5 separate regions of the Mus musculus genome follow, and all the other regions are linked to region 2. A link is a loop called in an ENCODE intact Hi-C map of the cell type or tissue named here. Cell type or tissue: gastrocnemius. All regions are shown on one strand. Region 1 overlaps Gm36574 (a long non-coding RNA gene). Region 2 overlaps Gm36134 (a long non-coding RNA gene). Region 3 holds the start of Foxo6 (forkhead box O6). Region 4 overlaps Gm36574 (a long non-coding RNA gene). Region 5 overlaps Gm36574 (a long non-coding RNA gene).

Region 1 (5,000 bases), 97 kb before region 2:
GAGCACCTAGCTGGTCAGCATGTCCTGGGGCTGTCTAGCAGATGCAGTCACACAGTCTAGAGGACAAAGCTGAAACCAACACAGAATGTCCAGGGAGGCAGGCTTTACTTAGCAGAGCAAAGGGTGCCCTGCCAAAGCATGAGGAACTCTGAGAGGCCATAAGCATTCTGTCCCAAGAGAGGATGCTGGCATTTCTGTAGAGAACTTTCTTCTTTCTGGTTCCCTGACCAGTTATATCAGAAGCTAGGACCCGAACTATCCATGGTGAGTAGGTTGTTCTCCCCTTCTCTCTCCGTCACTACATAGTTGCCCGCTCAGAGTCCTGGGGTGCCCTGGACGTGGCAGGAAAGAGAAGAAATCTGCTTCCATTAGCCTAAGCTCTTCGCCTTGATTCTGCACGCACATCCCCTCCTCTCCTTGCTCTCCCCATTCTGTCCTCTTCCTTTCAGATTAAGCTCTTCCTTGCAGGCCTGTAGGCTATAGAGGGCAGGACTCCTGGGCTAGCTGAGTAACTGCAGGCTTGATGGGGGAGGAAGCAGAGATACCTGTTGGCACCCACCCACACATCCTCAGGCCAGGAGCTGGGTCAGTCCTTTCTCAGACTGTATCTTAAGTATCCCCATGACCACCTGTAACCAGGCTGTTATCTCCATTTTGCAGCCGAAGACAGTGAGGCTCAGTGACGCAAAGCTTCAAGCCCAAGGCTACATGTCAGGAAAGGAGGGAATTAGATTTGACTTAGCAAAGGTTTGTGCGGACGGAAGCTCCAGACCCAGACAGGGATGCCAGACACACCGTGTACCCAGAGCCATCTCTGATTGTGTCCACCCTCGTTTTGCCAGTGGGGCTTGTCTCTGCAGCTCTTGGTAGAGGAAGAGTACCAGAAAAGATATTCAGAGAGAGGGGTCTGGCCTGCTGCCTCCATCCTTAATGAAAGTTATATGGGGTTTAGGTCTAATAAATAAGTGGCTCGGGGAATGGAGAGAAAGCTTAGGTATTAAGAGCACTTACTACTCTTTACAGGACCTGGGTTCAGCTCCTAGCACCCAAAGTCAGGTGGTTCACAACTGCCTATAGCTATAGCTTCAGTTCCAGAGGATCCAATGCTTTCTGGTTTCTGCAGCCACCTGCATGTAGGTGGTGCACATAAATTCACAAAGGCACAAAGACATACACATTTTTAAAAAAATAAATAAATATGTATCTGGAGAGTCTCTGAAGCTCTATCCGAAGTGATCCCTATTCCACTCCACTCACCGCACTGCATAGAAGGGGAAATCACGGTCCACAGAGAATAGATGGGTCCATGTTAGTATTACATCTCTGGACTCTGAACTCCTGCATCAAGGCACTGCTATGGCTGTGCCCAGGGGCTGGCACTGGTAGTTACAGTGATAAAAGGCTTCTGGAGCCTTGAGATTCCTCTTGAAAGCTGAGTTAAGGGAGGGCCAGCCAGAAGAGGCTCTGAAAGCCTGGAGGGGATTTTTCACAGCCTGAAGAAATCACCACAGTATATTCTTAGTCCTAAACCCTTGTAGCCCCAGCCTCAGCAAAGGATACAGAAGGCAGATTGGCCAGACTTGCAGTAGTTCTTGGCCTGGGCTATGTCTCAGTGGTATCAAGGCAGGTGAGGGTAGGCCTGCCTGAGCTTCTCTAAAGGTTGTATGTTCCAATAAGGAACCAGAACAAAATGGGAGAATTAGAAAAAATCTCAGGGGTATGATGCAACTGTGATGAGTAGCTGGCCACACACAGAAGCTGGTGCGAATGTAAGTGGCTGGGCACCCCTTATCTTGGTTGGGGTGGTCAGGCTTCCAGTTCTCTCAACAGTGAGGACATGAGAGTCTGCACAGTTGAGGGATGTATAACAAGAGCTGGCACAAAGAGAGGCATCTGTTTCCCAAGCAGAGTCCGTGTCTAGATGCAACCAAGGACAAATATGACTGTGGCGTACTCCTCTGGGCAGTTACCACCCAGGGCTCTGTTGTGATTAACTATAACTAATGTAACCATGTCTGGACAAACCTGGCTCAGTTTGTATGACCATGGGTATAGATGGTCTGACATGGGCTTTAGAGTTAGGTTGTTAATGACTTTCGTGGCAGGTATGGCCATGGTCCTAAGCATAACTCCTTGTCCCAATGTGGTACATTTGCGTTGAATTGCGTGGTCCCTTTTAAATCGATCGCTGGGACTCTGTAACAGGTTCCCCTATCACAAGGGGGCGCTGTGCATCTTCCTAAACCATTACCTTCAGCTGGTGTCCCATGGGTGGGCCAAGTATGCTTCCATCTGGCACCAAGACCCCCTAGTCCAGGCCCAGATGCTTCTACTGCTAGGTTCTTGAGAAGTTCCAGGTTTCTTTTCAGATTTTTCCTTTTCTGGAAGAACACAAATGATGAAGTTGACATCCTACCTAGTAAGAAAGTCCCATAGAAGGGGTCCAGAGAGACTCAACTGTCAAGTGGCCTCCTCTGACACATGGAGAAAATGAAGATCAGATGGAAAATAACCTGTGCAGATCCAAGCCCAGGATCAAGCAGATTGCTCCAGATAGACGCAGTTCTCAGGTTCAAGTTCAAGTTCAAGACCCCGCAGGTCTTGAAGGGCCACCCATTTGACCATGGGTATCAGTAGCACATGGGTTTTGGGTCCTGGCTCCTTATCCAATGTGTGATTCTGAGTTGCTTCCATCCTCATCTGGGCTTTTTCCCCCCATGAGGCTGTGTGTGCTCGACAGCTGACTTAGTGCTGCTGGGTATCAAGCAGAGTCCATCGAGGAGAAGTGGTAAACTTGAGGTCAATGGTAAGGTGAGTGTGCTCCACTCCGGTCACTGCCCCACCCCCACCCAGCCTGTAGGTGCCAACACTTTACTGTTACATCTTGCAGTTCTTCCTGGACAGGTTTTCCATTTTCCAAAGTGACCTGTCTACCATACCCACGTGAGGCAGGCCTCATGCCAGAGACTGTCCATCCCAAGGAGGAGCCCACTTCAAGGTGAGAAAACTGTAGCTTGCTAGAGTTGTGACACAACAGCTCTGAGCCTTCCCTGACTGAGTGAGAGGCACTGGGCTGGACACTCACAGCGGTGAACTGGGGGTGACTAGGCCAGCCTCCAGAGTATCTCCCCAAAGAGTACAGAGACTTGCTTGGGATCTGCCAGCCTGATTTAGACAGCAATTTGCATACAATTTACCCAGAAAGCTGCACTGTGAAAAATATAATTACTTTTTTAATATTCTCACTCTGATGTGAATGCTTACCGCCCGTAATGAATTACTTGCTTAATGAAGATAAACCTGAATTGGAGATGCACTTCGGAGGGCTGCTGGGGCAGCCAGTTTGATGCCATCATTTGCAGCTGTTAATCTCTGAAATTGATGCCCTTGTTGGTGGATCATAAATTGAGGGGAAAATCTGAGCGCCAGCTCTTCCAGCTACTTTGCTGTGCAGCAGGGGCTAAGCTACCGAGTCTCTCTGAGCTTCAGTTTCTTCATCTATGGTAAGGTTATCAGTATTGGAGCAAGTTGCATCCTTAGAAATGTGGGGATGAAGCTATGACAATACCATGACCAAAAGCAACTTGGGGAGGAAAGGGTTTATTTCAGATTAGAGTTCTCAGGTCATACTGCATCGCTGAGAGAAGTCAGGTAGGGCGCTCAAGGCAGGAACCTGGAGGCAAGAAGTGATGCAGAGGCCATGGAGTGGTGCTGCTTGGTCCCTGTGGTTTGCTCAGCCTGCTTTCTTAGAGGACCACCAGGTCAGGGGTGACACTGCCCAGGGAGAGCTGGGTCCTCCCACATCAATCATCCATCAAAAAAATCCAGTACAGGCCAATCTGGTGGTGGCATTTTCTCAGTAGATGGTCCCTCTTCCCAAATGACTCCAGTTTGTGTCAAGGTGATGTAAAACTCACCACCACAGATGTTTAGGAAGTGAGATTTAGTTGAAGGGATTGGATTCTTCAAAGGTACACCCTTGGGATTGTGTTTGCCCCCAGTCTCTTCCTCTCTGGCTCTGTTTGCTGGATGCTGTTAGATAAGAAGTCTTCTTTGCTACACACTGCCTGACCAAAGGCCCATAGCCTACAACTGGTGGACCATCGGAGCCCTCTGGAACTCTAAGCCCAAACCTGCCTCTCTCCTCTTGTTTTCCTTTTTTGTTTTTGTCACAATAAGGAACAACTGACTGACACAGTAACAATGTGCTATCAGCTTTTTATGAATCGGTAGAGACTTGATTTGATAACTGTTTTATTAAATAGCATCACACTTTTTTTTTTCATGAGTGATTTTGACTGGTAGCCTTCTTTCTTAGTGATGTCATCAGCGTTTTCACGGGAAGTATGCTCAACTTTCCTGCTGAGAAGTGGTGGCTAATTGTCTTCCCTTACTGGTTTGCTTGGCCAACAGCAAGCAAAGCTAGTTACAAGAAACTTTGTAGCTTCTTCCAGGCCTCTAGGGATTTAGACTCAACTGTGATGGAGATCTAACTACCCAGAGATCACCATGGTGCTCAGAGGAGGCCTACGGAGAAGGGAGAGGATACAGAGTCAGAACCTTTGACTGTCACATACCCCACAATTTGAGGCACACCAGCTGAGGCTGTAGAACTCCGATGGGCCTTCTCCACTGTCCAAATCCCTGACCCCAGCCTAGTGACAGACAGGAAGAGAAGTCTGCTTTAACTCACAACCTTCAGGGACAGTTCACTGTGCAAATATGAGCAGCAGCAGGTTTGTGCCGGCCTCAGAAACAGAGTGGGTGAGAGTCCTTCCTCTGTAGTTCCTGCATTTGGAGAAGATGGCTACTGTTTGGTCCTTAAGCATTTGATACAATTTAGCAGTGAAAGGACCCAGGTGGTGGGTTTCACATTATAAACTTAATTTCCATTTTTGAAGGGTAGAGAACGTTTTTGAGACATATATCTCAACTTGGCCTTGAGCTCTGAGGCTGGCCTTGAACTCCTCCTGATCCTCCAGCTTCCATCTCTAGAGTGT
Region 2 (5,000 bases):
CCCCAGCATCACGGGCCTGCCCCGTGCCTGTCCTCACCTCTGCCCTGCCCTCCCCCCATCTGCAGCTCTGCTCCTTTCTTCTTTCTCACCTTCTCTCTTTTCTTTTCTTCCTTCCCTTCCCTTCCCTTCCCTTCTTCCTTTCATGCCCTAGAGCTACAACCTGACATATCCCACTTCTATCTGGATCCCTTTGGGGTCTGCAGAGACAGTCTGAGCCATATCCCCAGTCCCTGTGTCTTTCCATTCTGCTCCCTAGCTCTGCGACCTGAGACTTCTTTGGCCTTAGTTACTGGGTACCTGGGTTTCAATTTACTCACTGCAATAAATAGGGCTGATAGAATACACCTTCTGAATGATCCAAACTTGACAAAGCCCTGTTTTATGCCTGTATTTGCTGTGAGGTGTGGTGTTAACTGCCTGGGCCCCAAACCACCTCATCCTTACAGTAAGGGTAGGGAAACTGAGGTGGAGAAATAACAGAGCTGAACTTGCTGCCTGCACTGTTCTCTGTCAACTCTGGAGCACCGAGGAAGCAGCCAGGGCCATGGGCAGGAGTGGGCCTTCCCTGAGCAGGGAGGGGGCCAAAGCCCTGTGGGGCACATGTGTGGGCAGAAGTGACGATCCAAGATCTCGGAATCGGCCAAGCAGGTGAGAGGTAGGGATTTGTTAAAGGTACAGTGGCAGACAGGACATCCAGTCTCACCTCCCCACCCCACCCAACACACACACACACACACACACACACACACACACACACACACACAAAGACAAAAAGATGGGGGCTGTATGGTTGACATGGAGCATGAAGGACTTACAGAGATGGCCCACACGGCCTGTGTTGGTCCTCTACTCCCTCCTGTGGTGGCTCATGCCCACCCTGGGCTCTATGCCAAAGGATGACAAGATGTCAAGGACAGCCCACACAGAGGCCTGGATTTACCTGTTTGAGTAAGGCACAGTGACGTCACACCAGAGGGAGGCAGTCAGAGCAGAGATGGGTTGGGAGCTGCTTGAATAACACTGCAGAGGTGGCTAAGGGATCCTGTCCCCTCCCCCATGGGCCAGGGAGAGCCAAGACTGTCCTCACTCCTAGCTGAGGTCTTCTTTAGCCTTGGGAGGAGGAGCTATCATTGCTTGCCAGTGTGCCTGGGTGGCACTAATTTACCAAAGCTGGCCTGCAGGCATCTACCAGATGCCTGTGCCTTCAGCTCCTGGAAGTGTTTGCATACAGAACACTTGGGGTGACAATCAGCACCTCTCTGGTAATGTGCAAGAAGACTTCCCAACGCTCCCACCTTAGAGACCCGGAAAGGGTGAGAAGGAGCTCTCGGACCTCAGAGTCACTGAACCCTGAGTTTGAACTAGGTGTATCTCGGGCACTTTGGAATAAGTTTGTGCAGAACAGGGAGGCCTAATTTTGTCACAGCAAATTTAAGGTAGAATATTCAGGCACAAAAGGCAGGTGGAAAAGAGTCTGAGAGGGTAGAGGATGGAGCTGGCTGGAGCTGGCTGGAGCTGGCTGGAGCTGGCTGGAGCTGGTTGGTGCTGGCTGGAGCTGGCTGGAGCTGGCTGGAGCAGGCTGGAGCTGGCTGGAGCTGGCCGGAGCTGGAGTAGCTGAGGGAGGATTTTTGGGTTATCTACAGAGGGGGACACATTTACTGACGGAGTGAGGAGACAAAGAGAGGGAGTGGAGAGGGAAGCATGGATCTCAGGGCTGGGAGTCGCATGGGTTCCACAGAAGTGGGCTGTTTTGTTTGTCTCATGCTTGGATCTTTGAAGTGGGTGGGAAACTTTGGGGAGCCAGGGTGGGTCCCAAAGACTCTGGCTATATAGAGGCTTCTCGACCTCCTGACTGGACAGGAAGGAAGTACCCTGCTTGGCATGTGTCAACATTGAAGGCCAGTTTCCAGAGGGCAGAATGGAAGTCAGTGGTCTGAGGGCGAGGGGGATGGGCGTTGAGAAGGTACAGCTAGGCAGAGTGCAGAGGCTGAGGGACTGCAGGTGGAGTGGAGACTTCTGGGACAGCAGTGCTTGACCTAAGTAAGGATCGAAACCCCTTTGGTGGGGGAGTTGAAAACTTAGACATTTACATTGTAACTCATACAGTAACAAAGTTACAGTTATGAAGTAGGAACAAATATAATTTTATGGCTGGAGGGTCACCACAGCATGAGGATATTAAAGGGTTGCAGCATTAGGAAGGCTGAGAAGCACTGCTCTGGGGTGAGGCCAGGCTGGGGCTGAGGTATGATGCGGGGGTGAGGAGATGTCTGTGGAGGACAGGCATGGGAGATACACAAAGGGCCTGTGGCTACTTCTCATGATTATTCCTACCCTAAACTACCCAGAGAAGGGCCTGAAAGAGCTGTAATCACGGTGTTGCTGTTAATGTTGTTGTCGTTGTTCCTTCTCCGAGCTTGTGAGTGCTGGTAAGGCCCCAGACCTGCTTTCCTCACTAATGCCAGAATGGAGGCCTAACCCACTGAATTCCTGTTTGCTGTGTGACCAGGGCAAACCCCTTGACCTCTCTGAGTTACTCTCTTCACTTGTAAAGTTCCTAAGAGGAATAGCTCCTTGGTTCAGATGCTTCTGTTGCTGAAGCCACCGTGTTGTCACCTTCTGAAAAGAGACAGTGTGGGTAATGGCTTTGGCTGGGGACAAGCATGAGTAGATTGTGCCCAACCTCAAGCTCCAACTCTGGCCTTGTCTCCTTTGTGCCCAGGTCCAGTACCAGGGGCAAGCCTTGTAGCTCTGCTCCTTGTGGGGTGAAGCTTGGTCGCCCTCTTGTGGCCACACCTGTTCTCACATGCTTCCTTGGGGGTGACTTCAGTTCCCCAATGCAGAGGGACACTTAACCTCTTACCCATTCCTGATCCTCAATGGCACAGAAGAGACATCAGAGGTTAGACAGACCTTTGGCTGTGCCTGGGGGGATAAGAGGTAGAGGCTCTCTGTTTATTCCTTCCTCTCCCCTCTCCTCAGGTTATCCTCCCCGAGGCTTCTCTTTCTGGCAAGGCACCTCAGGGCCGCCTTGGACCCAGCTTGCCCACTAGCTTTGTGGGTAGGCCCAGGAAATGAGCGGCTGGTGTGAGTAGGCGTTTGGCAGCACTGCCAGGCTCAGACTCTGCTGGGCTGCCGGCTGCCAGCTGGCAACTGGCAACTCTGCCACCCAGGTGGCCAGGGTCAGGCCTAGAGGTTGCCCCCTGCAGCCTCATACCTGGGAATCTGGGGCCTACATACCCTCCCTCCCAGAGATGTGTGTGTGTGTGTGTGTGTGTGTGTGTGTGTGTGTGTGTGTATCTGTACCTCATGTGACCACATGCTACTCTTCTGCAGGGGCTCCTGCTTCATCCATTCATTAATCAAACATAATTAGCATCCTTCCTATTAACAAGATGGTCACCGAAGAGCACCGGAACAGAGAAAGAATGTAGAATGGGTGCCCAGGGTATCACTGGCGCTCATAAGAACCAGCAGTAGGTTATCAGAGGCTTGTGGCATTTAAATGTTGTTTGAACAGGATGCAGAAGTTGTCAGGCCGAGCAAGTAGCGAATGGTGTAGGCTCTGTGCTGCCCCTCAGGTTCCTGAGGGCCGCTAGCCACTTACAGAGGAAGCGCCCAGAGAGGTATGTAACTCAGCCACAGCTACACAGTAACTAAATGACCCATGAGGGTCATTTAGACCCAGGCCTGATGCTACCATTTTAAACGGTTCTGTTCCTTTGGTCTCAGTGAAGTGAGGAGGCCAAGGCTCTATAGCTTTGAGGCCAGCTTACAAAGGGCAAGAAGTGGTTCAGTCTGGCCAGCATGGGATTCTGGAAAGTTCTCCTCGACCAACCCTTGGTAAGGCATGTGTTTTATGTGTGTACTCATATGTGTGTCTATGTGTGCAGCATATGGTATGTGTATGTGTGTTATTTCATGTATTTAGTGGCACGTGCATTTGTGTGTACATATATATGTGAACTGGTGTGTGTGTGTGTATGTGTGTATCTGCATATATGTATTTGTGTGTTTGTGATGTTTCTGGTAGAGGCAGGGGATATCCCAGCTAGTGAGACTGATAATGAGGACTCAGCAGTGGTCCTGAGTGATGGTGGTGGTATTCTAGCCTCAGGGGGCTGTTAGTTGAGGGGTAATGAATTCAGAGTTTGGCCAGGGCATGGGCTGGAGGTGCAGGGTGGGTGCAAGGTGAACGGGAGGTAGCATGTGGTGGACCTGGTGTGGGATATGGTCTCTAAGGTGGGAGAGAAGAATTGCCAGAGAGGCCAGGGAGTTCAGCCTTGGACTGGCACCGGCAGGGCTGCTACACACTGGGTGTTCCATGTCGCTCACTCAGAGTGACGCACACACACATAAGCATACACACCCAACTTCCCCCAGGGTGCCTGGCTAGCACCCAGCTCAACAGCTGACAGGGAAGGCTCAGGAAAGGCCTGGCAGGCAGTGGCTGCACACTGCTCCACCCAAGCCCCACCCAAACCCTAAGTCACAAGCCCTGGGTCTCGCCTTCAGGCCTGGGCACTTGGTGTCTCTAGGAGACTGGGGGCATGCTGGGTTCCGTCCTATCTACCTCTACCCAGGCTCCCTGGGGAATACCAGATAAACCCCAGGCACGATACCCCTCTTAATAGTGACCTTAAAACACACACTTCCCCCTTCCAGTATTGTGGCCCCTGCCCACAGCCTGGCATCTCTCTTCTAGGTCCCTCCCCACTGCAGAACAGAAAGTCAAGTGGATCCCATCTGTCTTTTAGAGAACTGAGGTCTCTAACCCCCAGCTGGTACCTTGCCTACTGAGTCTGTGAAGAAAGACATCATGAACATTCCTAGGCACACCCTGTCTGACTGCATAGCTTATCCAGGCTCCCTGGAGTCCCAGCTTCCTTACAGGTCCAGTGGGGCTAGACGGCCCCCACATGGCAGATCCAGGTTGGGTCAGTCCCTATGGTGGCCAATGGGTACACTCCTCTGAAGGTGAAGGCCTTCTCTCCTCCTGT
Region 3 (5,000 bases), 62 kb before region 2:
TGGGTCGCAGTGAAAGGACACTGAGCTGGAGAGCTTGCATGGGGGAGGGGAGGGAGGAGCCAATGGTTAAGAAAACCAGAGGAAGATAAGGATTATGTAACTAGACTTTGAATATAGGGCATTGGGTAAGCGAGCCAGTGAATGTGAGTGGAGGTGTGTGCTCATCATATGAGCCGTGGAGACTATGTGAGCCGGGGAAAATACACATGAGCAACAAGAATCGTTTCTGGACTGATTCTGAGCCTGGTACTATTGTTCAGAGTCTTATTTCATACTTCAGGCGTCCTGGGAAGGCAGCATCATGGTGATACATGACGGCAGGGTAGAAAACAGGGGCTCCGAGCAGCGAAATGACTTGCCATACTCCTTTGGATCACGGTCAGATTGCCTCCTGATGAGTGTGTGTAAGCAGGGAGTGAACAAGCCTGTGAGTGAACAAGAAAGTCAGTGTGCCCTAGTGAGTGTGTTAGGGAGCTGACCGTGCCAGACATAGGCCCCAGAGGACAGGACAGACAGCAGCTGTGGCCACTAGGCAGGCAGGGGCAGAGCAGATCCTGAGTCAGCCTCTGGGCATTTCTGCCAACCTGGCTTCCCAACCCTGCAGTGACAGCCTGTGCCAGAACCCCCAGCTAAGTTTCATCCAGCCATGGTGTGGTCCCCAGCAAGCTCTCATGTCACACTAAGAGCCAGGCCTGATCTCAAGGATGGCAAGAAGCTAGCCTCCAAGGAACTCAAGAAGTAGAGCCAGTGTTGACTCCCCAGGCAAGAAGGGCATCTATGAACTGTGGGAAGGGGCCAGCAGTGATTTCAGCCCTGGATGGTTCTAAACAGAACCACCTGGAGCATGTGTATATGTAAGGGGGTAGCACATAGTTCCCATACCCACCCCTGCCTTTGGGACGTGACTCAGGCTGATGTTAATCATCTGCAAAATGGGCTTGCTCCATCCCCCATCCCCTGGGAGAGCTCCAGCCTGTCAATCAAAGCCCTACCTGCTTTCACTTACTTCTATCCTCTCCCTGGGCTTCAATCTGAGGAAAGGAAGTTTTTAAAGAGGAGGCTGTTTCCCTTAGTGAGAATACAGCTCTTCTACTGCCCAGAGAACTCCACCTCCCTAGTCCCTTTAGGAAGCAGGTACTGGCCAGGAGGAGGTTAAGACTTGGAAACTCTAGTGTTGGACATGTTAATTTTGGTAGGTTGCTTCCCCCACTCTGGACCTCAGTTTCCTGATCAGCAAAACAGGAGACTGTGCCAAAGGGACATGAAGGTTTGCTGGCAGGGCAGCAAGCATCTGGGCAAGCAGGGAATAGTCAGGCATGTGAGGGGGTTTGAGTTAGAAGAAGTGCCAGGGTTAGACTGATGTTTAAGCTGAGTTTTGGTGGAGGCCTCACAGCTGGGAATGTTTGTAGGCATACGGCATAGCCTGAGCATAGGCTGGCAGATGGAGTGGTGACTGGAGACTTAGCCTCCCGGACCCTTTGGGATGAGGTAATGGACTGCATAACCTCTTAGGAGCTGCTCCCTTTGAGGTCACGTGACGATGGGATTAACATCTGAGTCCTCTACTAGTCTATACAGTAGGGACCTCATTTGTCTCCATTTGCTGCTCTTACCATAGAGCCCTGAAAGAAGACAGGAACAATGAAAATGTTCAATATATACCCATTAAACGAGTGAGTTCCTCCCCAACCGTTCTTAACTTTGGGGGTGAGCACTTGTTTCAACAGCCCCTTTGGGAACCTTCCACAGCCTGGAAGACAGTGGTACCTAAAGTGAGGTCCCTAGTGCCTGTCAGCTTGCTAGAAATGTGAAGTCTCGGCCCCAGCACAGACCTGCCGCCAGACACTCGACGGTCGGGGTTCAGGCATCTGTTTTAATCCTCTGTAGGATAAAACCTACCACACACTGAACTTTGAGAACCAATGCTCTAAAATTGTGCTTGCAAGCACAGTAAAAGCCCAGGAAGCCCCATTTGCACAGAGAACAGGTAGGGTTGTGGTATAACGCCTGGCCTACAATCCAGGAATTATCAAACCATTTCTTTTCCCTAGACTGGTCCATGGCACAAAGAGACGAGAGTTAGATCAACCCTTAGTCTGGCTGTTGGAAGGAAGACTTGGAAACGTCAAGGGTCCAGAAGAGGAGGGCGGGGCATTTCTGGGGATGGTAGAAGCGGGGAGGGACCAGTGTTCCGAGCCCCGCCCCATTTCTGTTGCCCCGGGAAACCCCGGGTTGTAACAATAACCTGCTGACGCGCTCCTGGGAGGAATCCTTTGAAGGTTGTGGGCGGGGCAGCCCCGCTGTGCACCAATGGAAGCACTCGGGATCCGCCCCTACGTTGCCCTCCCCGAGCCCGGCAGGGGGCGGGGCCGCGCCAGACGTTTCTCGCCTGCTCCCTAGGGGGCGCTGTGGCGTGCGGGGCTTCGGCGGGGTCGCCCTTAGCGGGAGCTCCACGCCCCCCACAGTCAGCAGGCGGGGCACCCAGTAAGCAAGGATTCCGCGGCCCTGGGCGAGCACGCCCCGCCTCCTTTTGCTCCGGGTCCGCCCCGTCCCCGTCCCCCGCCCATCCCGAGGTGCAGCCGGCGCTGAGCGCGGCAGGCGCGGGAGCTGGCGCTGGAGCCGGAGCGGCGGCGGCATTCACGGGGCGGCGGCGGCGCGGGCTCTGGCACGGGCTCGGGCTCCGGCATGGTGCAAGCCAGCCTCGTCCCGGGAGAGCGGGGCCCGCGCGCGGGACCGGCGCCCGCGGAGCGGCGGCAGCGGCGGTGGCGGTGGTGGCTGCGGGCACAGACAGGCGGCAGGTGCTAGAAGCTGGGCTGGGCGAGGTGTGTGCCCGCTGGGCTCCCGGGCCGCCGCCCCCTCACTGCCTGGGTCTTTGCCTCCCTCCGTGCTCGCCAGTTTGTCCAGCCTCCTGCCTCCGCTCCCCGGCCCATGGCGCCCCGCGGTTGAGCCGGCGCCGCCAGGGACCCCTCCCGCGGGCCTCCCCGGGGCGCGCAGATCCCAGAGCCGCGCGCCCACCCTCCGCGGAGCCTCCCTCCCTGCCTCGCCCGAGCCGGGCGGGACCATGGCTGCGAAGCTGCGAGCGCATCAGGTGGACGTGGACCCGGACTTCGCGCCGCAGAGCCGGCCGCGCTCGTGTACCTGGCCTCTGCCGCAGCCGGACTTGGCCGGCGACGAGGACGGGGCGCTGGGTGCAGGAGTAGCCGAGGGTTCCGAGGACTGCGGGCCGGAACGCAGGGCGACGGCCCCAGCGATGGCCCCAGCGCCTCCGCTGGGCGCAGAGGTCGGACCCTTGCGGAAAGCGAAGAGCTCCCGACGGAACGCGTGGGGGAACCTTTCCTACGCCGACCTCATCACCAAAGCCATCGAGAGCGCCCCGGACAAGAGACTCACGCTCTCGCAGATCTACGACTGGATGGTCCGCTACGTGCCCTACTTCAAGGATAAAGGCGACAGCAACAGCTCGGCCGGCTGGAAGGTGGGGCATCCGGGCTCCGGGCAGGCTACAGGGAGGGGGGCTCTGGAACACCCCTAGGGGTCATGGAGTGCGCGCCCAGGGCGTGGGGCAGGTCAGTTGACAGGCGGGGGCATGCTGGCAGCAGCTGTATTCATTCATGTCCCCTAGGAAGGATGCGCGGGATTGGAGGTCTGGTAGGGTGACAGGGGATACCTTTTTGAGGCATCCCAGAGGATTATCCCTGGCCTGTCATTGAGCGTATAATAGCATAACTCATTTCCAGACCACGGACAGTAGGGAGCCCCCTTTGTTTTGTGTGACTTGTTTTACCCTCTCCACCAGGGTACTTGCTTTAAAGAGCTGGAGTCATGACCCGGGGCTCCTGTCTGCTTTCCCTCTCAAATCTTCCCTGGCCTTCCTGACACTGGCCCCATGGTGAAGAGTGCTAACAGATCAAGCCTCCCCCCCCCCCAACCCCATGCAATTCTTTCTATAGTGTTGAGAGTTCATCCTGGAGCCTAGTCGGGGTGAAAAGCATGGCAGACCACCGGAGATGAGTTCTTCATGGGGCAGTTGTCAGCCCCTTCCCTGGTACAGCATGGGGTGGGGGAGGTGCTTTAGGCTCCCTGCTGGGACTTGTGGGAATGGTGTTGAGGTCTGGGGGGGGGGTCTATTTCTACCCACTCGGGCAACTTATCTCTCACTTCCCTGGCTTTCTGGGCTCAGATGCACTTAAGGAGTGGGGCACCCCTAGAGAGACCTCAGTGGCAGGCAGTGGAAAGGGGAGAGCCATCTTGGGAGAAGACTTGGATGGGGGCTTTACTGGATTGTAGCTTCTAGATCCAGCTCCTCCTCTGTCCATCTTGTTGGGAAATGGGGCTAGCCTATGCACTTGGGGGTGAAAAGGCATGAGGGGACCTCTTGTGGGAGAGGTAGTCACTGTGAGGAAGACATGTCTGTGACCAGAGATGAGGCTGTTTGGGGTGTTGATTGGCAGCAAGATCTGAGGAGAGGGGCAGCAGCCATGGCCAGATCTAGATGCACTTGGGAGTCCTGATCTGGGAGCCCCCGGCTCTTGGGATTCCTGTACACTGGCATCTTCTTTGGCTCTCCTTGACCATTATGGGGCAGGAACACAAGACACAGAAGTAGACCTGAGTCTCATCCCCTCCATTTTCCAGTCCCCTACATCTCAGTTCCCACCAGAATACAACTTTCTCTCAAGTGTGCCCTGCTCTTGGGCTTGCTCTGCTTCTTGTCTGCTGTGTCCACCTTCCTTCCACTCCTTCCCAGAGATGTAGTCACTCTCCTCAGGGCACAGGGTCCCAGTGCCTCCTCCAAGAAGCCTTCCCTAACACTTGTTAGCTAGCTCAGGACTCCCACCTACCCACCTTTTTTTTTCCTGGCCCTAAGGCATGCATCATGAGTCAATCATGTGTGCCCTACCTCCTGCTCCCTCCCTCCCTCCTTTACTTTTGAACGACGGTGTCAGTGTTAGGACTCTTCTGTCCCCATGGCACCTTACAGAGAGTCTGGCCCAAGAAGC
Region 4 (5,000 bases), 140 kb before region 2:
AAGTGTCAAGTAAGACTGTGAGGACATTAGGACAGGATGCAGATCTGGTCGGGCTCTGCTGGGGACAACAGTGAATATGACATGTGCCACAAGTGTTCACAACAGGAAGAAGAGTGAGTGAATATGCCAAGTGCTGCCCCACTCAGAGACCTTGAGCATCTGCCTGGGTCTTAGATCAGGGTTACCTGCTGCTGACTTGGTTGGGCCCTGTGTCTGGGGTATCTTTAGTGGTTCTGGCCTGACCAGGTCGTGGTAATCAGAGTTGCCCCATAAGCTGCTCCGTCTAGCCAGGCCCTTGCAATCAGAACTCTCCAACCTGAAGTACCCAACTTGTCCTGCTTAGGATAGAGTCTTGTCCATGCCAGTCCAGCCCTCAGTGTGGGCTCACAAGCTTTTGGGGCAGGTCAGGTATCATGGCGCCAGTTTACAGATGAGAAGGGAGAATAAAGTGACTCACTAAGGCTCTTCAAAGAGGGTGTGTGTGGAGAACTAAGCTCACAGTTATGTCAGGCCAATTCCAAGACATCTGAGAGGGGGTGTATAAAGGCATAGCAGGGGCTGGAAACTTCAGGGAGAAATGGAAACACATACAAGCAGGACCTGAGTCCTCCTTTCCTGAGGACACTTCTGACCTCCAACCCCAGATCTGTCAGCCTGTCAATGAGAAGGTTCTGTGCGCTCTGATGGATAAAACCAGAGGGTTTTAAATCACAGGCCCAGAGCAAGGTGGACCCTGAGGCTTTCTGCTTTGGTCCACATCCATCAGTAAGCACTCAAGGATATAATTCCAGGCAACACCCTGGGCGCTGTGTGTGTGTAAAGGAGACTCCAGCATGTGCACATATCCTGCTTCTCTAGGACTTGGTCTGGTGGGCTTTTCTACTTTGTCACAACTGACATTTCAGGCGAGGTAATCCTTGAGGGATGCTGTGCAGCATAAGAGATGTTTAGCATCTCTGGCATTTGCTATCTCTGGATAGTCACATCCTCCAGAGGTGGCAACCAAAGCTGTCTCCAGACATTGCCAAATGTCCCCTGGAAGCAAAACTCCCCTGGGGCACACATGCTAACATAGTTTGCTGGGAGCTGCATCAGAGACTAGTCCATAGAGGACAGTGCGTGAGAAGGGTAAAATTAGCCCCTCAAAATTGGCCAGTGGAGATAGAGTTCACTTGCCTGAGAAGCTGGGATTCAGTCCTAGACTCTCTATACCTGGCCCAAGTGCTGCCCTGCCCACACCTCCCCACTTCTCTCCAAGTCCACCCACTGCCCTCAGCTCCCCCAGGAGGACAGATTCTGCTCTGGGAAGCCAGCCCTGGTGCTTTGAGCAGCTGGTCTCCTCAGCCCCGGACTGGTCTCTTAGCCTGCCATAGAGTTGGTGCCTAATAAGCTTTCACGCATGTTAGGAAAGGCTCTGTCTGTCCCCTGAGATGGCCCTCTGAAAGCCGACTGGGTGGCCACTTAAGTGCTGTGCTTATGCGAAGAACAATACTTCAGCAGAGTGCTTTGGCGTAAGTGCTTCCAGGTCCCCCACTCCACAGAAGCTGCAGCGTGGGAAGGAGATGGCTCTGCAGCGGCTGAGCCTACAGACTGGGCTCTTAGCAATACCCGGACCAGCTGTGGGCCCCCCTCCAGCCCTTGAGCCTGCGGGCGATGCTTCCACTTCATTATCTACAGGGGTGAGGGGCACTGCCATGCCTTCCCTTGTCTCCTAGTGCCCAAGGGACCAGTGAATGCTCAAAGGCAGGGGTTTCTCAAATGAAGCATTTGCATGTTAACTGTTTTCTGAGTTTCCAAGGGCAGTCTGTGGGGTAGGTCAGCGTTCTGTTTTTACTTTCTTTTTAGAATGACTACTTGAATAGTCATCCACACACTTAATGAGAGTTACTCTGTGCTCAGAACTCAGCAACGGGCAGACTGAATGCAGGCAGGACGGAGACAAAAGTACATTCAGAACAATGCTAAGGCTGAGAAAGCCGGGCAGGTGCTGAGCTTCAGGTAGGGAAGACCTCTCTCCAGAAGGTGACATTTAATTAAAACCCTGAAGGCAATCGGAGGGAGGGTTGCACAGAAGGTACTGCAGGCAGAGGCCAAAGCAAAAACTACCCCTAGGGTCCAGAAGAGTGGTGAGGTGGCCGGTAGCAGTTGGGGGTATAGATGAGGGACAGTGGGTGGGAAGGGAGGATGGGGGTGGGAAAGATAAAGGTCAGGGAGGGGAGAGGAGGGAAGGGGAGGGAGGGAGGCAAGAACTTTGGCTCTTGTCCTAGACTGGTGGGGGAGGGGCAGATGGCCCCAGTGGTTGCTTGAAAGTGAGTCACATGCTTGCTTTCAAATTTTATTCAGAACACAGAAGGAAGTTGATCCCACTTTGCTACTTTTCTGGAACTTTCTCCTGGTCAGCAACTGGAGTCACACAGCCAAGTCCTTGATGAAGCCAGGCCCTGGTTTGTCCCCTGCGGTTTCCATCAGGCCTTTCCCACCCACAGCTTACTCCAGTCCACTCCAAATCTTCATGGAAACAAGCAGAGAACATTTCCCAGTGATTTAAAAGGACTTCTGTGCCACCAAAGAGTATCGTTTACTCTTACTTTAATGGGTGAATGTCCCTCTACCCAGATGTCCTTGGAACACGGAGACAAAAAGAAGAGCTTGCTAGATCAGAAGGCCTGAGATCTGGTCTGGATTATGTCGTGTTGTTGCTGTCTGATTTTCCACTTTCCCCGTTTTGAATTTTCTTAACTGCCCAGAAGTCAGATGGAGCCAACCCTGCCTGCTACTTCCTTCCTTGTACCTTCATGCTACAGTGGAAGCCAAGGGCCCCTAGGTGGCGCACCTTCCTAGGCTCAGTCTCCCATGAGCAACTGCTAAAGGAGGCTAGAAGATTTGGGGGAAATGGAGGGGCAAAGATGATCCAGAGAGTGGATCTAATGGGAGACTGAGGCAAAAACCCTAAGCTAGAGACCCTTTCTGCACCTGCCCTGGGCCCTGAGGGAGTTGGTGGCACAGAGCACCTCTGTCACTATGGCTATCAGGTTCTGCTGTGGGCTATAGCCCTTACAGGCAAGGTGAATGTCTTGGGATAGATATGAGACAGTACTTATTCTCGCTCATAGATGAAGATGCTGAAGACAGATGTGCTTGCCTGGTCACCTGGGGAGCCAAAGACACAGTGGCTGTCTAGCTGGCCTCTGCTGAGGAAGGGCTCCATAGCAGGGAGGGCCTTGAGCTCAAAGTGTGGGGTAGCATCCCTTGATTTGTCCATTTCTCTTAGCTGGCAGCCTTCCCTCCACCCTACATCTCTTCTTAGGCTTACTCTCTTTCCTTCACAGCTGTAGCTATTCTCAGGAAATCCTAGGAGAGGAGTTGTTAGCTCCTCTTAGGCAGAGCTGTGTCTCAGGGCAGTTTTAGGACACGGGGTGAGGGTCAGGAGACTTTGGGTGGTGCTTGCTCCCTCTGGCTTTCTTCTCCTTATAGATAAGGGAGAGTGCGGAAGGAGGGAGTTGGGCTAGATACTGCCAAGGTCACTGTCTAGTTTGAACCTTCTGAGTTGTCCTTGAAACTCCCCTATGTCCATCAGCAAGCAGCAGAAGGCAGGCAGGGCTCTGCTTCACTCACTTAAGAGGGATGGGGGTGTGGAATAGGTGCTGTGTCATCCTGTTTATGACATCTGGCTTGGCACAGATGACAGGCTGCCGCAGAAGCCAGAGTCCTCCTCTCTGAACTTCCACAATGACCACCTATTTAGGGAGATGCAAACCTACCTCTGCAGAGGAAGCCATGTAAGGCTTGCATGGGCCAACAGGAAAGAAGCCCTCCCCTCTGTGTCCCTGCAGGTGTCCCTCTTTGGTTCCATTGCTAACCCTCTGACCCTCTGACCTTGGGATTCTTCCAAAATCAAACCCTAAGGAAGGAAACAGTTGCCACTGAAGAAATTCAGAGAACAGTGCTAGAGGAAAAAGATGTGAGGGGAAAGGAAAGAGTAGCCGCTTCTCTTCAGTCAGCCATGTGCTAGCTACTCTACTGTCCTCTCTGTAGAGTAACTCATAGCTTGCTGTCAACCACAGATGAACTTCTGTGCTCTCTGAAGATGAGTCTCAGAGGACCACATTGTGCAACTGTGAGTGTTCCATAGACCACTCTTGTCCCTGTAGAACACAAGAGCCAGGGAGGCATAACAGGGCGTGGGCCAAGATAGCTAACTGATTGTGGCAACTCACTCTTCACAGATTCTAAATTATAATCAAATTTATGTCTGATTCCATTCTCAGATTAGGTAACAGTCAAGTGGGGAAACTGAGGCTCACACAAACCCAGGGACTTGCTTACGTGTGATCACATAGTACCTTGGTTGGCTTTGAAGCAAATCTTTGATCCCAAAGTCTAGGCAGTCCATAGAGAAAGCTACTTCTTTGACAAGTTAGGTTTGTCTTGCATTCATTTCTTCATCTTGTAGCAGTGAGGGGTTAAAGATTAGGTCAGTGGTTCCCAACCTTCCTTCCATTGCAACTCTTTAATTCAGTTCATGTTGTGGTGACCCACAACCATAAAATTATGTAGTTGTTACGTCATAACTGTAATTTTGCTAGTGTTGTGACTAGTGGTGCAGATATCTGATATGTAGACTATCTGATAGTGACCTCTGTGGGGGTGACGATGCACAGGTGGAGAGCCATGGGTGAGCTGCATCAGTAACCAGAGGTTCCCAGACCTTCTTACTGAGAAATGGGGAGTGACATGCAGTGAAACCAGAGAATCAGTAATTTGAGATTTTTTTTCTCAAGTTTACTAAAAAGAACATTTTGTGGACTGGGTATGTAGCTCAATTGGTGGCGTGCTTGCTTATCATTCGATAAGACTTGGGTTCAATCCCCAGCTAGGCCTGGTGATGCATATCTATAATCCTAGCACTTTGGAGCTGGGAGTTGAAGAATCAAAAGCTCAAGGTCATCTTTGGCTGTGTAGCAAGTTTGAAGCCAGCCTGGGCTACATGAAATATTGTC
Region 5 (5,000 bases), 160 kb before region 2:
ATACTACACTTCCCAGTAGTGGAGTCCCATCATCTCAGCCTTATATCTTGCCATTCTGCCCTTGGGTGATGGCCAGTTTCAGCCACTGCTCCCAGCTGCTTCCTCCAGTGGCTCCATCTCTGCCTGCCCAAGTGCCTGAGGCAGGGGTCCCTCAAGACCATGCCTCGAGAGGAGCTTGAGGCACACCTTAGAAATGATCTGGTCCAGGCTGGAGAGAGAGTTCAGCCATTAAAGGCTAGACTCACAACCAAAATATAAGAAATGATATGGCTCAACTGTCTCAGGCCCAGAGAGGGGATACAATTTCTCTACAGTTACACAGCAGCTTAACCTGAGACACAAGCAGCAACAAGGTCTCCTAGTGGCTAGCTCTTCTTCCCTCATCTGGCAAGCCTAGATTTGTGTAAAGCCTGTGATTTCTGGTACATTTGATGGGTTAATTCTGTACACATTTATTGAGCAGGTTTTTGTGCTTTGTTTTGGAGGCAACAAGAAGAAGAAAGCCCTGTCTGTGTTTAGAGGACAGTTATCAAGTAGAGGTGAAAAGCAGATACTAATGACATCACATTTGTATCTAAGTAAACCTAGCAAAGTAGACAAAACACTGCCAGAAGATGGTCTGGGAGAAAGGACCTGCTAAGGAATGGGGTGGGGAGTGTCAAGATGTCTGAAGTATGAGTTCACCATGCAATCTCAGATGTCATGACCATGGAGGTATGGGTCAGAAGAACACTATCATCATGTCACCTACCAAGCAAAGAAAATTTTAGAGTAGAGCCCAAATCTCCAAGTATGTAAAGGCAATGTTGGGCAGTCATGAAGATGGACTCACGGCTGTTGTTTTTCATTTTTCATCTTGTATTATCTGTGGTCGTAGTGCTTTGAGACAGGGACTCCCAGTGGCCTGAGCTTGCCAAGTGGGCTAGGCTAGCTGGTGGCAGCTCCAGAGCTCCATCCACCTATCTCCAGCTCCCTAGATCGGGTATTACAAACACATGCCATCACACGGGCTCTTGTTTATCTTGGTTCTGGGGATAGAGCTTAGGTCATTATGGTTTCAAGATAGGTACTTTGTCTATTAAATTATCTCCCTAGCCTGATACCTGTCATTTGTGATCCAGGAGGAGCCAGTATCTTGTCCCTTTGCTAATTCACACTGCATTTGTTAACTTAGTTATATGGAAACCTACTTAGGACCTGGCACACAATAAGGGTCTTTGTGAGTACTGGCTAGTGTAGTCCCAGCTTCACAAACTGGACCTCACAGTAATAGCCCAGTTTAGGATTTAAGTTTCCACATAGCAAAGGTATCATAAACGATGAAACTTAGGGTAGAACAATGCTCTTTGGGGATCGCTTTGTCTTAAGAATGTCAAATTTTATTGACATTGTAAATCCTGGTGATCTTATGAGGAATGTGCATGTCAAACAGATGACTTCAACAGCTGCTTTGTCTGCAGCTCTGTGTGCAATAGTGGTGCAGATTTACCTTGCAGGAATTAACACAGCCCTGCCTGTAGTGAGCCAGGCTTTCACGTGGTCAGTCTCGGTGGCTTAACAAAAGGAATTAAGTAGCATGCAGGCCCAATGTATTTTTTTTAAATGAACACAAATTACCATCTATTAGGAACTAAACAGTTTGCAGAGGTTCTTTCAGATGAAGACTTTCACGTTCTTATTTTTGAAGAGAGGAAAATGTATGCCAAGATGAATAACTTGCCCATGGTGGCACATCTATGAAATAACAAAGACTGGTTTATCCTGCCAGTATCTTTGGAGGTCACAACCACATGTTTATGGTAACCTTTGAGACCATCTGACCCGGTCCTTTTTTCCTGGTGACGTTGAATACCACTGAGGGTCACTAAGATTACTCGCCAGTTCTAATGAGACAATGTGACCCTGGGTGTGGGTCTCCTGACCCTGCTTAGTGACCTCTTTGCTTCCTTATTTTAAAAGAGCCTAATACATAGACCCACTGCGCATCTCAATGCCTAGTTTGTGATAGATGCAATTGTGGGGAAAAGAGCAGTCTTGGACTTGGGCCAGAGAGATGGCTCACGGGGTAAAAGGGTAAAGGCACTTACCAATGAGCCTGGCAATCCGAGTTCAATTCCCAGAGCCCACAAGATAGCGGAGAACTGATATCTGCAAGTTGTCCTTTGGCCTCCATATTGTGTGCTGTACATAAGCACATGTGCACACACATGCCACAGACACAATAATAATAATAATAATGATAATAATAATTTTTTTAGATACTTGGACTTGTAGAAAGAGGTTCTAAAACCAAATCTTACTTCAATTGCTCACCTAGTAGCTTTAGTAACCTTAAATGAATGTTACTTCCTGGTTTCAGCTTCCATTTTCCAGATAAGGAATAAGGGCACATTGCATCTTAAGGACTGAATTAGAATGGTTGCACCAGAAGGGGCATGAATGCTGAAGACACGGGTCCCTGCCTTCTGCCCTCTGCTCTCAGGATGCACAGCAAGGCTGGCACACAGCGGGAGCTGGAGGGCAACAGGGAGCAGGCTTTGTTGACAGGCCAGACAGTGACTGTTAGGACAGCTAATGTGTCTTTGGCTCCATCTAGCTGAGTGCTCTTCTTAAGGCCATTTCAGGAGCAAGCAATTCTCCCCAGAAAGGCTGGCCTGCAGAAACAAATGATGAACAATAGGTGGCGGTAGAGACCTTTCAGGAAGAGGAGAGACCAGGAACCTGGCGAAATCTGTAGCCAGAGGTTTCACTCTTTTGCTTCTAAGAAGGGAGGGTCTCTGGGGACCGTGAGTCAGGCCATTCTGCTTCTGGGAAGGGGGAGGCACACTTTTGGCAGACGAAGTATTCACAGCCACCCTCTCAGACCTAGCTTTGTATCACACTGAGTGGAAGAAGTTAAATCATTTCCCAACGGGATATAGTTGAGAGTTGGCTCCAACCAAGGCCACTGCTTCCAAATCCCACACTCATCCCAGAGAGTTCATGCCTTCCAGCCAGTGACTCACTCTTGCAACACAGCCTCGTGCTCTCAGCAGTGGGGAGCTCTGTAGTGTTTGAGGATAATGTGCAGTCTCTCTCCGTGGTGGCTGATTTCAAGCTTTCGTAGGACATCATGGAGCTCAGAGTTGAGAAGTCAGCGGTCACTGCTCAAGAGTCTGAGTGGCTCAGCACAGGGCATCCACATGAAGAATGAGGAAGTGTGGCCTTGAACGGCTTCACCAGGCAAAGTGTAGACTTACTTTTCTTTTTCTCATTCATCCTTGAGTATGCATTTCAAATCCCCCTTTAATCCTGCAAAAGTCTTAGTCTTTGCCGCTTTAATTTTGCTTCTCTGGCAATCCCTCCGTTCCGGAACCCCTCTATAGCACTTTCCAACCTGCATCCCTGAGCTGCTAGGGCCATACAATGCTACTTGCTTCCCAGTACCTAACCTCACTTTCCTTAGCAAATAAAATCTATCCTTTAATTAGGTGCATGGCCTCTTAGAATAAAGCCACACTCTCAGTAGTTCTAGACTGAATGCAACCAGGAGCCTTGGAGAAACATCTTTAATGCAAATGAGTGTGTTGGCCCTTGGCCTGTTTCTTTCTATTTGAAAGATGTGTGAGTTGGCTGGAGTAGGGGCAGCACTGGAAGACTTTATGCAGTTGTCTTAGTCCTACACTACATAAGGCTGGACCACTCTGGAAGGAAGTTGCATCTTGGTTAAGCTATGGTTCTTTTCTATTTATCTCCATTCCAGTTTCCAAAAGCAAACTCTGAAACAAGGATTTGCATGCAAGCAGTTTACTGAAGGGATGGACCCAAGAAACACAGCTAAAAAGTCCCATGAGACAGGAAGGAAAGACTAACAAAAGATTAGGCCATGAGCAAGTTATTGCTGGATACAACTGACTCTTATCCTGACAAGACAAGGCTATGAACTGTCTTAAGGTTTTTATGGAGCTGTGACTAGACACCATGACCACAGCAACTCTTATAGAGGAAAACATTTAACTGGGGCTGGCTTACAGGTTCAGAGATATAGTCCATTATCATCATGGCAGGAAACATGGCAACGTGCAGGCATTCATGGTGCTGGAAAAGTAGCTGAGAGTTCTATAGTTGGATCAGCAGCCAGCAGGTGGACAGCGTGACCACTGGGCCTGGCTTGAGCACTTGAAACCTGAAAGCCCACCCTCAGTGACACTCTCTGACAATGCCACACCCACTCCAACAATGCCACATCTCCTAATCCTTTCAAATAATGTCAATCCCTATGAGCCTTTGGGGGCCATTTTCATTCAAACCATTAAAAGGACCCAGTGCCAGATGGAACCTAACTATCCCACCAGTTCAAAGGAAACCAAAGCATTTAGCCAAGAGCTGATGCCTTCTGCTGTTCCAGCAGCTTTTCTGGGGCTACCTGCTTTCCCCTTTATAAACTGAGCACGGCTTTGTGGTCAGAGATGCTGTCCTAAATGACTGCTTAGGTCACTCAGGGGAATGTAGGCTGTTCACTGACACTATGTACAAACCAACTTTCCCCAGAACATTATTTATTTCCTGTGTCCTATAATTTGACTCTTGCATCCTAAGTGAAATCTTCAATTCTTGCCTCCAAATACTTAATTCTGCCGTTTACCATATTCAATTGGATTTATTCTGTCTCCCGAGGTTATCTAAGTGGTATACATATATGTCCTATTTATCACTGTCAGTGTTTTCTAATGGTTTATGCTTGCTGTTTACACATCTTTAATTTATAATCTAATATTATTGCTATGAATGACTGCTATTACTGACTTTTTAGATTTAGTGCGTGCGTGTGTGTATGTGTGTGCTACATTGTACTTGTGGAGGTTAGAGAATAGTTTGTAGGAATTGATTCTCTCCTTCCACTATGTGAGCTTGGGGATCGAAGTCAGGTCATCAGGCTTGGCAGCGAGCCCCCAACACACTGCCACCGAGCCATCTCACAATCCCTATTCTTGGCTTTATTTTGAAGTTGTTTTCATATA

The links. Peaks named below come from ENCODE experiments on the same cell type or tissue, not always from the same donor. Only the 100,000 strongest peaks of a DNase experiment are listed, where the experiment ranks them.
Region 1: it touches region 2 in a loop (8-fold over the local background); 28 of 42 quality-filtered maps call a loop at or near these places.
Region 3: a loop joins it to region 2, with 3 times the contacts of the local background. A loop is called at or near these places in 15 of 42 quality-filtered maps.
Region 4: a loop joins it to region 2, with 5 times the contacts of the local background. A loop is called at or near these places in 29 of 42 quality-filtered maps.
Region 5: it touches region 2 in a loop (5-fold over the local background); 25 of 42 quality-filtered maps call a loop at or near these places.

Annotation. Positions count from the first base shown.
Region 1 is chr4:120,320,652-120,325,651 of GRCm38, reverse strand. Gm36574 (a long non-coding RNA gene) reads left to right here. Exons shown (of 9, transcript XR_868086.1): 7 at 1-2,998. Among named protein-coding and RNA genes, the nearest start is that of Gm36499, 10 kb to the right of the region's middle. In gastrocnemius, a CTCF peak has its summit at 2,221 (motif pointing right); a DNase peak (open chromatin) is centred at 2,245.
Region 2 is chr4:120,223,428-120,228,427 of GRCm38, reverse strand. All of the region lies in intron 1 of Gm36134 (a long non-coding RNA gene), which reads left to right. Among named protein-coding and RNA genes, the nearest start is that of Gm36013, 35 kb to the right of the region's middle. In gastrocnemius, a CTCF peak has its summit at 2,790 (motif pointing left); DNase peaks (open chromatin) are centred at 1,550, 2,798, 3,107, 4,402 and 2 more places; H3K27ac peaks cover 1,855 bases.
Region 3 is chr4:120,285,314-120,290,313 of GRCm38, reverse strand. It overlaps Foxo6 (forkhead box O6), which reads left to right and starts at 3,053. Exons shown (of 2, transcript NM_194060.1): 1 at 3,053-3,475. The coding sequence starts at 3,062. In gastrocnemius, a CTCF peak has its summit at 2,395 (motif pointing right); DNase peaks (open chromatin) are centred at 539, 2,392 and 3,473; H3K4me3 peaks cover 4,792 bases; H3K27ac peaks cover 4,093 bases.
Region 4 is chr4:120,366,681-120,371,680 of GRCm38, reverse strand. The region is part of intron 3 of Gm36574 (a long non-coding RNA gene); the gene reads left to right. Among named protein-coding and RNA genes, the nearest start is that of Gm36574, 28 kb to the left of the region's middle. In gastrocnemius, a CTCF peak has its summit at 2,819 (motif pointing right); DNase peaks (open chromatin) are centred at 2,271 and 2,831; H3K4me3 peaks cover 1,268 bases; H3K27ac peaks cover 2,361 bases.
Region 5 is chr4:120,378,879-120,383,878 of GRCm38, reverse strand. The region is part of intron 3 of Gm36574 (a long non-coding RNA gene); the gene reads left to right. Among named protein-coding and RNA genes, the nearest start is that of Gm36574, 16 kb to the left of the region's middle. In gastrocnemius, a CTCF peak has its summit at 2,670 (motif pointing right); a DNase peak (open chromatin) is centred at 2,646; H3K4me3 peaks cover 455 bases; H3K27ac peaks cover 746 bases.